4 separate regions of the Homo sapiens genome follow, and regions 2, 3 and 4 are each linked to region 1. Evidence: chromatin contacts called from ENCODE Hi-C or POLR2A ChIA-PET data. All regions are on one chromosome and are shown on one strand. Each heading gives the region's core, a stretch centred on a gene start or an enhancer-like site at or near the end of the contact. The rest is flanking DNA. Distances are from core to core; before and after follow the strand shown.

The links. A loop is a pair of places that touch in the nucleus more often than their neighbours do. ChIA-PET counts read pairs that join two places held with the same protein, here RNA polymerase II (POLR2A). Pooled maps may share reads with other maps.
Region 2: a loop to region 1 is called in a pooled map, with 4 times the contacts of the local background. The contact joins two enhancer-like sites. A Hi-C loop is called at or near these places in 9 of 50 pooled maps. POLR2A ChIA-PET finds 5 or more read pairs at or near these places in 3 of 52 experiments (CD4-positive, alpha-beta memory T cell, activated CD8-positive, alpha-beta memory T cell and activated T-cell).
Region 3: a map of naive thymus-derived CD4-positive, alpha-beta T cell shows a loop between it and region 1 (6-fold over the local background). The contact joins two enhancer-like sites. A Hi-C loop is called at or near these places in 1 of 168 maps with a recorded cell type or tissue (naive thymus-derived CD4-positive, alpha-beta T cell) and 6 of 50 pooled maps. POLR2A ChIA-PET finds 5 or more read pairs at or near these places in 2 of 52 experiments (CD4-positive, alpha-beta memory T cell and activated naive CD4-positive, alpha-beta T cell).
Region 4: a pooled map shows a loop between it and region 1 (4-fold over the local background). The contact joins two enhancer-like sites. A Hi-C loop is called at or near these places in 3 of 50 pooled maps. POLR2A ChIA-PET finds 5 or more read pairs at or near these places in 3 of 52 experiments (activated CD4-positive, alpha-beta memory T cell, activated T-cell and naive thymus-derived CD4-positive, alpha-beta T cell).

Annotation. Positions count from the first base shown.
Region 1 is chr1:101,080,315-101,083,064 of GRCh38, forward strand. The region is part of intron 3 of DPH5-DT (DPH5 divergent transcript); the gene reads left to right. Among named protein-coding and RNA genes, the nearest start is that of DPH5-DT, 56 kb to the left of the region's middle. RefSeq lists a silencer at 1,351-1,430. Within about 2 kb of position 1,422, at least 2 of the 41 ENCODE cell types and tissues checked have a DNase peak (open chromatin) inside an H3K27ac peak, as active enhancers do.
Region 2 is chr1:101,290,176-101,292,925 of GRCh38, forward strand. No RefSeq gene overlaps it. Among named protein-coding and RNA genes, the nearest start is that of LINC01307, 32 kb to the right of the region's middle. Within about 2 kb of position 1,401, at least 3 of the 41 ENCODE cell types and tissues checked have a DNase peak (open chromatin) inside an H3K27ac peak, as active enhancers do.
Region 3 is chr1:100,926,069-100,928,818 of GRCh38, forward strand. All of the region lies in intron 8 of SLC30A7 (solute carrier family 30 member 7), which reads left to right. Among named protein-coding and RNA genes, the nearest start is that of SLC30A7, 31 kb to the left of the region's middle. Within about 2 kb of position 1,428, at least 4 of the 41 ENCODE cell types and tissues checked have a DNase peak (open chromatin) inside an H3K27ac peak, as active enhancers do.
Region 4 is chr1:100,948,380-100,951,129 of GRCh38, forward strand. All of the region lies in intron 8 of SLC30A7 (solute carrier family 30 member 7), which reads left to right. Among named protein-coding and RNA genes, the nearest start is that of SLC30A7, 54 kb to the left of the region's middle. RefSeq lists an enhancer at 1,397-1,446. Within about 2 kb of position 1,317, at least 7 of the 41 ENCODE cell types and tissues checked have a DNase peak (open chromatin) inside an H3K27ac peak, as active enhancers do.

The DNA of each region.
Region 1 (2,750 bases), core at 172-2,671:
CAGAAATCTTAAGTTTTAGGGTGGTTCGAAACCTTATAAATCCCTTTGAGTCAAAAATTTCTCTTTTTTTCCAGATCCTGTTAAACGTCAGTGTTACTATTTAGCCTTTGATATCTCCAGTAAAGGCAACTTCTTTCTGGACCCAGAAATAAAGCTTTACATTAGCAGCTTCCATAACACCAATAACATGAATGACCATCTACTGAGCAATTGCAGTGCACCAGGATTATGGCTTATGAGCACTTTATGTTTATTATCTCACAACTCACTGAGTTAGATACTCTCCACAACCCAGTGAGGTAAATACTATTACTTCCACAGTATATATTATTATATAATAAAATGCTTAGAATATACACACAGTAACTAAACACTACTTATAAAATATGGCTCTAGATATGTTTGATAAATATTTCCTTCATGAAAACATGGAGGAATTAATTAGCAGTATCTCTCTGCAGCCTTTAGCCCTCGAGAATCATGTAGAAAAGAGGAGCTGTCTTCTCTTTTAGCAGAACATCTGTCAGAGATGGTTTCCCCTGACTTAGACAATTGTGTTTTTTTCCCTTCAGAATGATTGAGTCTCAGAATTGTTCTTTAATCCTCAGTATTTCCATTAAGAAGAGCTTCTATCAAGTGCTTCAAAAGTACCCAATGTGAAGGAGTAATAATGACTCCCTGCTGGTGAGCGAAGTGTGGAGGACACAGGTCCCTCAGCCGTCCACTGGATGCTGCACTGTTTGGCCTGAGCCAACATGGGCAGAAATACAGGCGGCAGCATAAGCAGATGCCAAGAACCTGTCTTGCTTCTACTGTTTTCATTGGGTTACTATATCTCCTTTGTAGTCCAACCTGCAAATTACTTTGAGAAGGGGAGATACACCCCTGGACCAATCTAGGACTATATTTGTTCCCTTGCTAAAGTAGGAAAAAAAATACAGAACCTTTAAATATTGAACTCAAGGGCAACTAATTTAAATTCCTTTCCTTTCATGTTGAAAGTCTTTTGACTGGGTTATTCTGAAGCCATAGCAATTAGGTTACAGTTTACTTCTCTGTTACTTTACCATCTTTAAATTTGGCACCTTCAAAAGGTTGTTCTGTGCGTTTAAAAAAAAAAAGGAACTACCGTTGGATATTGTATTGTTGATGACCATTATTTGATTCTGGATTCTTTTGTGTGTTTGTGTTTGGGTGTTTTTGGTTGTTGTTTGTTTGTTTTCTAGAGACGGGGGGTCTCACTATGTTGTCCAGACTAGATTCGAGCCCCTGAGCTCAAGGGATTCTCCAGCCCCAGCCTCCCGAGTAGCTGGAACTGCAGGCACCCGCCACCACGCCCAGGGACAGTTACTTGATTCTTAATAGTCCAGTCATAATGAGACAGGATACTGCATAAGCCAAAGACCACACAAAGTATCAATGTTAAGTATCAAGAGGGTGTGGAGGAAGTGGGTTACAACCACTTTGTCTCCCAACTGTTGTATGTTTTGCCTTTAAAAATTTTTTTAAGTACGTTAAATTCTAATGTACTCAGATGTGGCTGAAACAATGACAAAACATTAGTTTTCTTTAAATATGCGTGACTTTTAAGCTTTTTCCCTTTCCCAGTGACTTGCTTCTCCACTAAGCTCTTTTTTTCTTTTTTTTTTTTCCTCAAATATTATTGTTTCATGTCACTGTGACAAGTTTAGTCTACTGGAAATTCCTATGTCCTCTGTAATTTAGGTTTTAAGCAACATATGATTTATCTTGTTATTTTAAAAAAACTATCTGCCTTCCCTAAGTGGGCAACTCTCTGGCATCCTTAATATTCTTCTATAGAAATTGTGATGAAAGAACAGATAAGCCTAAGTAAATCTAGCGTGTGGAGCTCCTTTAAAATGTGAAGACCTTGCCAACTGGTTAAAAATAAAACTTGGTTTTGTCCTAAATATCCTTGCTGGGCCTATTATACATAAAAAAAGGGGCCACAGCCCATTTGCAAGGCTTCTGAATGAACTCCATTCATTCTGTACTTGGAAATGTCTCTTCAGCCACAAAAAGAAACAATAGTTATAACCTAATTTCTTTGGTGCCAATATCAGCAGAAGAAGAGCCAAGAGACCATTATGAAAACTCTAGTAAGTTCTCTTGGTGATTATATAATGCTGTATTCATTGATCATATTTCTGTATTTAAATAAGTACATTTTTTAAAACATCATAAAGTGGATCAGTAATGCTGTAATATCACATTTCATGTATTATACAACATTTTTGAAATGGAGTACTCCAAAGTAATTTGCTTCTTATGGTTACCAAAGTTTAAAGAATACCCTAACATGCACTCCAAGATTTTAAGAGGAAAGGCTTTGTGTTTTTCATTACTGTATTTTGAAATCTGAGAGTGCAAAACTAGTTTTCTTAGGTAAACCCCGTAATCAGTTTCCACATTTACCTGTAAAAGTCAGTGGAGGGCATACATCTGGAAGTAGTAGTGGCGGTACACAATGTGTGTTAATATGATTTCCAAGGGGTATCTAGAGTAAACTTTCTTAATCACAGATCTGATCTGAGCATGCCACTCCTTTCTTAAAATCTTTTGTTGATTTTCCATTTCCCTAAAAGGAAGGCCCACTGGAGCATGGGCCTTGCAAAGTCCTCTTTCTGGCTTCTGCCTGCCTGCCTTTTCAGCTTCATCTCTGCCATCTTCCCTGAATGAACTTTTGTCAGTGGCCTCGCTCTTTCTACCTATGAGATGTTGTTTCTGCA
Region 2 (2,750 bases), core at 151-2,650, 210 kb after region 1:
GAGAACAATGGCTCACACCTGTAATTCCAGTACTTGGAAGACTGAGGCAAGAGGTTCGCTTGGCCTAGGAGTTTGAGGCCAGCCTGGGCAACATAGCAAGACCTCATCTTTATTTTAAAATAAATAAATAAATAAATAAATAAATAAATAAATAAATAAATAAGAAAGAAACTGCTCAGGCACAGTGCTGGATGTATCCACAGCTGTAAACGAATTTGAAGGTTTGGGAAGGATAGAGTAAGAAGGTGAGGAGCAATCACTTTAGAAATCTTGTTACATTTTAAGTTAAGTAGAGATAGACTGCTTCTTCCACAGATTTCTCTATTGGATTTTTTCTTTCTTTCTTTCTTTAAACAGGATCAAATTTCCCTTAGAACAGCGACTCTCAACCCTAATTGCACGTTTGAATCATCTGGGAGCTTTCAGAAACTCCCACAGTCAGAGCCCCATCTGTAGGATTCTGATTTAATTTGTTTGGGGGGGTGAGGCTTAGCACCTGGCATTTTTGGAAAGCTCCGTAGATGATTCTAGATGCAGCCAGGTGACAACAGAGCTGTAGCTTCCGAGTGACTGGCTAGTGATGCAGCTCCTTTCTGCTCTACTGGGTGGTTGTCTCCAGGCAAATGGCCCAGATTCCTTCTCTGCTTCCTTCCTTTAACCTTCCCTTTCTGCCTTCTTTTTATTGCATGATCACTATCTGTCTTGGATTGTTGCTTGTTTTGATGTTTATCAGTCTCTGGAGCATACAGATCCCCCTCAGGTAGTCTGAGCTGGAAACTGTCAACTCCTACCCTTTGCAGTTTCTCTCAGATTCAGCTACTAAACATGTCACCTGAGGGCTGTGGTTCATAAGTTCTAGGTCGGAGGTTCTTAGACTAGCAGCATCAGCACCACCTCAGAAGTTCTTAGAAAATCAAATTCTCAGCCCATCTCAGGTCTAATTTAGCTCACTAAATTAGAAACTTTGTGGGTGGGACTAAGGGTATTTTATTGGTAGCCTTGAACCACAAGCTTGTAGCATTTGGAATTAGTTGTGCTGTCATGGGTGCTCTATCTTGAGGCTTTGGTATGCATGTTGGGCACCCAGAGGCTGAACAAGTTGCAATCTTCCTTCAGTGCCCCCACCATTTCCATCTTACCTTGGTGCTAGAGATAAACTGGGCTTCTTTCCTGATTTCTCTCCTTTGCACCTGAGCACTCCACGATGCTAGGTCCTTCCCAAACTCAGTCCATGCACCCCTACCCCCACCATCCTCATCCCCTGTAACTCCTGATCCTAGGAGAGACCTCTCCAGTTCCCCCAAGCGAGAAACAGATTTTCCCAAGGGGAGTGCCTGGAAGACTTTATGTTTATACTTAGTAACTTCATTTGCCAGACTGCCCAGCAGGACTAAGCCTCTTCCTCCTTTGTGGCTTTGCTGATGACTCTGCTCTGAAGCCTGATGATTTAACTAATTGGTGCTAAATTTTCCTGTACAGAGACATGATTTTATCAGCTGTAATTATCAAGCAATGGGACCTGATTTGGTTTTAAGCAGTCCTAGAACTTAAGCACCTCAGTGAATGTTGTCCTTCAAAGTAGTTATCAGGGGAAGCCACCCACTTATTCTAACAAGGCTGTCATTGTTGAAAATCTGACTGAAAACACTCTCCTGGGTCTGATGCAATCCAGAGTCTGATGTTTGTGCTCCTGCCTGATCGGGTTGCATCTTCCACCACCATCTCCCACGTGCCCATTGCTTTAACCACACAGCAGTTTCCTATTTCCTGAACTTACCCTGCACTTTCACATCTCCATGACTTTGTTATTCTTATTCAGCTTGGATTGCTCTTTTTATGCCTTTCTTTCCTTATTAAAATTCTGTTTTTCCTCCAACGGCCAACTAAGATGCTACTTTTCCTATGATGCTTTTCCTTATTCTTCAAATCAAAAAGATGGCTTGCTTTCTTCTCACATGTCATAGTATTTCACTTTTGCTGGTAATGAAGCATGTTTGCTTGAGTAAGTATTCCCTTCTAATGTACGCTTCTTGACAGCAGGGACCATGGAAACCATCCATTCCTCTTTCAGTGTCCAACACAGTAAGAGGTTGACAGCTGTCTATGAAGAGCCTCCATAAGGAACCAAGTGAGGAAATCAATTTATTTAGTTTATGTGTTTATTGAGTTTACCTATTTAGTTTATTTATCACTCTGTCACCCAGGCTGGATGGCACAATTATAGCTCACTGTAGCCTCAACCTCCTGGGCTCTAGGGATCTGCCTGCCTCAGCCTCCTAAGTAGTTGGGACCACAGGCACATGTCACCATACTGGGCTATGGTTTTTTGTTTGTTTGTTTTTGTTTGTTTTGTTGTTTGTTTTTTGTTTGTTTGTTTGTTTTCAATGGAGTCTTGTTCTGTTGCCTAGGATGGAGTGCAGTGGCACCATCTCTGTTCACCACAACCTCCACCTCCTGGATTCAAGCAATTCTCCTGCCTCAGCAGGACAATTGTAATCCCAAGTAGCTGGGATTACAGCCGCCCATCACCACACTCAGCTAATTTTTGTATTTTTAGTAGAGAGGGGGTTTCACTATGTTGGCCAGGCTGGTCTCGAACTCCTGGCCTCAGGTGATCTGCCCACCTCAGCCTCTCAGAGTGCTGGGATTACAGCAGTGAGCCACCGCACCCGGCCTACTGGGCTAATTTTTAAAGTTTGTTTCTAGATACAAGGTCTTGCTGTGTTGCCCAGGCTGGTCTTGAGCTCCTG
Region 3 (2,750 bases), core at 178-2,677, 150 kb before region 1:
GTAGGCTTCCAAGGTAAAACTTATTTGTCATCCTTGTCTAGGTCCTACTGACCTACTTATAAACTTCTCTGTAACTTACATAGATACATAGTTTCAGGTCATATGATTGGATTTCTTTTTGTTATTGTTAAGCTTTGATATTTTTATTATTTGCTCTTGTTTTTCTGATAACCAAAGTAATACTTTGCATTGCTATAAAGATATACCTGAGACTGGGTAGTCTATAAAGAAGAGAGGTTTTATTGGCTCACAGTTCCGTAGGCTTTACAGAAAGCATAGTGCTGGCATCTGCTTAGCTCCTGGGGAGGCCTCAGGAATCTTACAGTCATGGTGGAAGGTGAAGGCAGAGCAGGCATGTAGCGTGGTGAAAGAGAGAGAGAGAAAAAACAATGACTAAATCTGGAAATAAGTCACTATTGTGAAGACAGCACCAAGCCATGAGGGATCTGTCCCCATGATCCAAACACCTCCCACCAGGCCCCACCTCCAGCACTGGGGATTACAATTCAGCATGAGTTTTGGGCAGGCACACATATCTAAACTATATTAACATTCTTATTGTGAAAATTTTAAACATTACTGAAATGTATAACTTACCTATTAAAAGGTTCTCATAAGCCCACCCTTTGAAGGTAACAGAAAAGTTTCATGTATCTTAAAATTCAACAAATGTTTTAGTACCCACTCTGTGCCAGGCAAATAGCCTACCCTCATGGAGCTTACATTTTAATAGGGAGACAGTCAATAAAGCAAACGAACATGCAAATAGATAATGGACTGTCAGTTGGTGACAAATGCCATAGAGTAGGCTAAGATGCTATTTTAGAAGGGCTTGGAAAGTCTTCTGCATAGGGTAATATTGGAGCAGAGACTAAATGGTGGAGGAGAGGAATATGGGACTGTTCAGAGGAAGAATATCCCTGGTGAGGGAACTTCAAGTATAAACACACTGAGGCAGGAGCATGCCAGATACAAGGATGACAAGAAGGGCAGTGTAACTGGAGCGCAATGAGCAGGGCAGAGAGTGGTAGATACATGTTTATATATCTGCATCTCTAGAGTTCAGGGAGCAGGTTGGGGTGGAAGATAGAAATTTGGGTGTCATCAGATTATATATGTTGTTTAAAGCCATATTTAATAGACAGTTTATTCTGAGACCGAGTATTGATAGAGGAGGGGAGGCCTGAGAACTGAGCCCTGGGGTTGGTCAGGAGGCAGGTGCAACCAAGAAGAGTAAAGTGGAATGACCAGCGAGGTGGGAAGAAAGATACAACCATATGTTGTTTTAGAAGCCTTGTAAAGAAACCTGTTAAACAGGAAGGACTAATCAACTCTGCTAAATGCTGCTGGGACTAAGAAGAGTGATGAGAATGAAAGCCTGATCAGACAGAGTAGCTTCGAGAGAGAATGGGAGGGGAGGAAATGGAGATAGCAACTAAGTCAACTCCTTTTCAAAGCCTTTTGCTGTAAAGGGGAGCAGTGTGATTGCCTGGCAGCACAGAGGGCCCACTTTGAGGTTTGTGGTCATGAATTTAAAGTGCAAACAACCAGAATAGTTGTGTTTTTCTTCAGTCTTGTTCAGCTACTTGGTAAGAGGTATGGAATAGACAGAGAGTTAGATTTAACAGGTTTGGGGTTTTGTCAGGTGAGTACTGACAGTGAGAAAGGGGCAAGGCAGGGATTAGAGTGGTGAGAAATTAAGATATAAAGGTAATTGATGCATGCTTTAAAAAAAAGTGTTAGGTTCAGTGGTCTAATCCACTTAGTGGCCTAAGATAGGGTCAATCTAATCCACTGAGCCTATCTTCCCTGTTTGGGAAGAAGTATTAAGAATGGAGGTATTAGGGGAATTGATCCAGAAATAGAAAGGGTTGTTCAGATTATGAGATGCTTGGAATTGAGATCTTAAGGCTTAAGGTGTGATTATAGGGGCAGAAGATAAGCTTAGCATATAGAGACCTGATGATGGGTGGATTGCCCACATGGATAATTTAAATCAAGAATAATGAAAAGAGTAGAGGTGGAAAGATAATAAGCCCATTACCAAATTTTTCAGTGACTGAAGGGGGGCAATCAGGAATTGTAACCCTGGTAATCAAGATGGGTAGAGGGTGTAATGATCTAATGGCACGGGCCTTAAGGAAACTGTGCTGTAGGGAAGAAGTAGTAGGAACTGTGATAAATAGTGGTAGTGACAAGCAAGAAGGACATCTGCCTCACCACAAGCCCCAACAGTACTGGAGTGTAGGAGAGAAAACGGCGCTTCTTAATAGTGCTCTAGGGAAGACAGTGCCCTCCATTGGTCAGTTTTCAGGTAGAGCATGAACATGCTATGTGGCTATTTAGAGAAGAGGCTGAGGATTTAATGAAATTGCATATTTAAAAGTAGTTTTTTTAATTATGGGAATAATTATGTTGACAAAGAAACTTGGTAAAATATAGAAAAAGATAAGGAAAAATTACCATAAGAGACCCATGTTAATATTTTTGTGGGTTTTCTTTTGGATTTTTTCTTTTATTCTGAGATTATTTTATTTTATTTTTCATAATATTTTTGTTTGTATTATGCATATGACATATTCTTTGTAAGAAAATTTTTAATAGTTTTCTGATTATAAAATATGATCATGGTAGAAAATTTTGAAAATAGTGGAAAGCATATGAAGTAAAGAAAAACTAGGATCACAACACGCAGAGGTCACATAACCACTGTTAGCAGTATTTCTTTACAATCATTTTTAGGCACATTT
Region 4 (2,750 bases), core at 67-2,566, 130 kb before region 1:
TCTGGCTTTTAGGGTTTCTGCTGAGAGATCCACTGTTTGTCTGATGGGCTTCTCTTTGTGGGTAACCCGACCTTTCTCTCTGGCTGCCCTTAACATTTTTTTCCTGCATTTCAACCTTGGCGAATCTGACAATTGTGTGTCTTGGGGTTGGTCTTGTCGAGGACTATCTTTGTGGTGTTCTTTATATTTCCTGAATTTGTATGTTGGCCTGCCTTGCTAGGTTGGGGACGTTCTCCTGGATAATATCCTGAAGAGTGTTTTCCAACTTTGTTCCATTCTTCCTGTCACTTTCAGGTATACTAGTCAAACGTAGATTTAGTCTTTTCACGTAGTCCTGTATTTCTTGGAGGCTTTGTTACTTTTTACTTTTTTCTCTAAACTTGTCTTCTTGCTTTATTTCATTAATTTGATCTTTAATCACTGATACCCTTCTTCCACTTGATCAAATTGGCTATTGAAGCTTGTGCATGCGTCATGAAGTTCTCATGCCATGGTTTTAAGCTCCCTTAGGTCATTTAAGGTCTTCTCTACACTGTTTAGTTAGTCATTCATCTAACCTTTTTTCAAGGTTTTTAACTTCCTCGTGATGGGTTAGAACATGCTCCTTTAGCTTGGAGAAGTTTGTTATTACTGATCTTCTGAAGCCTACTTCTGTCAACTCGTCTAAGTCCAGCTTTGTTCTGTTGCTGGTGAGGAGCTGCGATCCTTTGGAGGAGAAGAGGCGCTCTGGTTTTTAGAATTTTCAGCTTTTCTGCTCTGGTTTCTCCCCATCTTGTGGTTTTATCTACCTTTGGTCTATGATGGGGTTTTGGTGTAGATGTCTTTTTTTGTTGAGGTTGATGCTATGCCTTTCTGTTTGTTAGCTTTCCTTGTAACAGTCAGGTCCCTCAGCTTCAGGTCTGTTGGAGTTTGCTGTAGGTCCACTCCAGACCCTGTTTTTCTGGGTATCACCAGCGGAGGCTGCAGAACAGCAAATATTGCTGCCTGATCCTTCCTCTGGAAGCTTCATCCCAGAGGGGCACCCGCCTGTGTGAGGTGTCTGTCAGCCCCTACTGGGAGGTGTCTCCCAGTTAGGCTTCATGGGGGTCAGGAACCCACTTGAGGAGGCAGTCTGTCCGTTCTCAGTGCTCAAAACACCATGCTAGGAGAACCACTGCTCTCTTCAGAGCTATCAGACAGGGACGTTTAAGTCTGCAGAAGTTTCTGCTGCCTTTTGTTCAGCTATGCCTTGCCCACAGAGGTGGAGTCTGTAGAGACAGTAGGCCTTACTGAGCTGCGGTGGGCCCCTCCCAGTTTGAGCTTCCTGGCTGTTTTGTTTACCTACTCAAGCCTCAGCAATACAGATGCCCCTCCCCCAGCCAGGCTGCAGCATTGCAGGTCGATCTCAGACTGCTGCACTAGCAGTGAGCAAGGCTCTGTGGGTATGGGACCCACTAAGCCAGGCATGAGAGAGAATCTCCTGGTCTGCCGGTTGCTCAGACCATGGGAAAAGTGCAGTATGTAGGTGGGAGTGTCCCCTTTTCCCAGGTACAGTCTGTCATGGCTTCCCTTGGCTAGGAAAGGGAAATCCCCCAACCCCTTGCACTTCCTGGGTGAGGTGATGCCCCACCCTGCTTCAGCTCGCTCTCTGCAGGGTGCACCCACTGTCCAACCAGGCCCTGTGAGATGAACCAGGTACTTCAGTTGGAAATGCAGGAATCACCCGTCTTCTGCGTCGATCACGCTGGGAGCTGCAGTGGTTCTTTAGTTTTAATGGTCACTCTTAATCTGTATGTTAATTTCAAACTCTCCACCACTGGGTATAGCCTGCCCTTAAATTAATCTGTTGTTTTGCTTAATTAATCCTTTGGAAACATGAATTCCAGTCATACCTCAGCAACTAAATATTTTAATATGGTTAGCATCCAGTGTAAGTAGCAATTAACTTACTTTGAGATATTCAATAAAAAATATATTCTCACAGTGTTATTTAAAATTTTGTATTTTAGGTAATCAGTTAAATAAGAGTTCTTTTTCTTTGTTTTTATTTCACAATTTAGGTTTACTTAAACATGTAACTTTGGAAGTCAGCATGGAGTTTGGGCCCAGAATGGAAATTGGGTGTCAGAGATTTGTTTTTGGTCATGTCATTTGACTGTACCAGTCAGCTCTATGATGGCAGAAAACTTTCACATTGTTTTCTATCACTGCCTCTTGCCAAGGTCCACTGGGGTTATTTTTACTGTTGATGTTTTCCTGAGCTTTTGCATTTTTTTCTGTGGGCTGGTCCTTTTATACACTTTAAAAATCAGCTTCTCCTAAAATCAGGACTTTACTGTAGGCAAAGTTCTCTGAAAGAGCCCACAAAGTCACTTTTATAACTTTAACCCCGACTAGTTAAAAGCACTCACTATGTTGATGAAATCCTATTTTAGTTTGGGTTGCCCTAGAGACATGATTCATGTCCCCCTGTGACATGGATTCAAGTGCAAGTAGTTTATCTGGGAGGTGATCCTAACAAACACCTGTAGAGGAGTGGAGAAGTGAGACAGGGAAGGGAAGGAGCCAGCATCGGGTTCAGTGTCAATTAAGTTACCACTATAGGCAACAGGAGCTTAAGTTGCTGAGTAACTCGGGGAGCCAGCGTAGGAGTCATGTTTCAGAGTTATCCCACTGGAGGGGAAGAAGGGAAATGGGATTTATAGACCAACTCCTCAGTCGTTGGAAGACAGCTGCTGAAAAGTGAGGGAGTGTGAATCAGATTTTTTCCA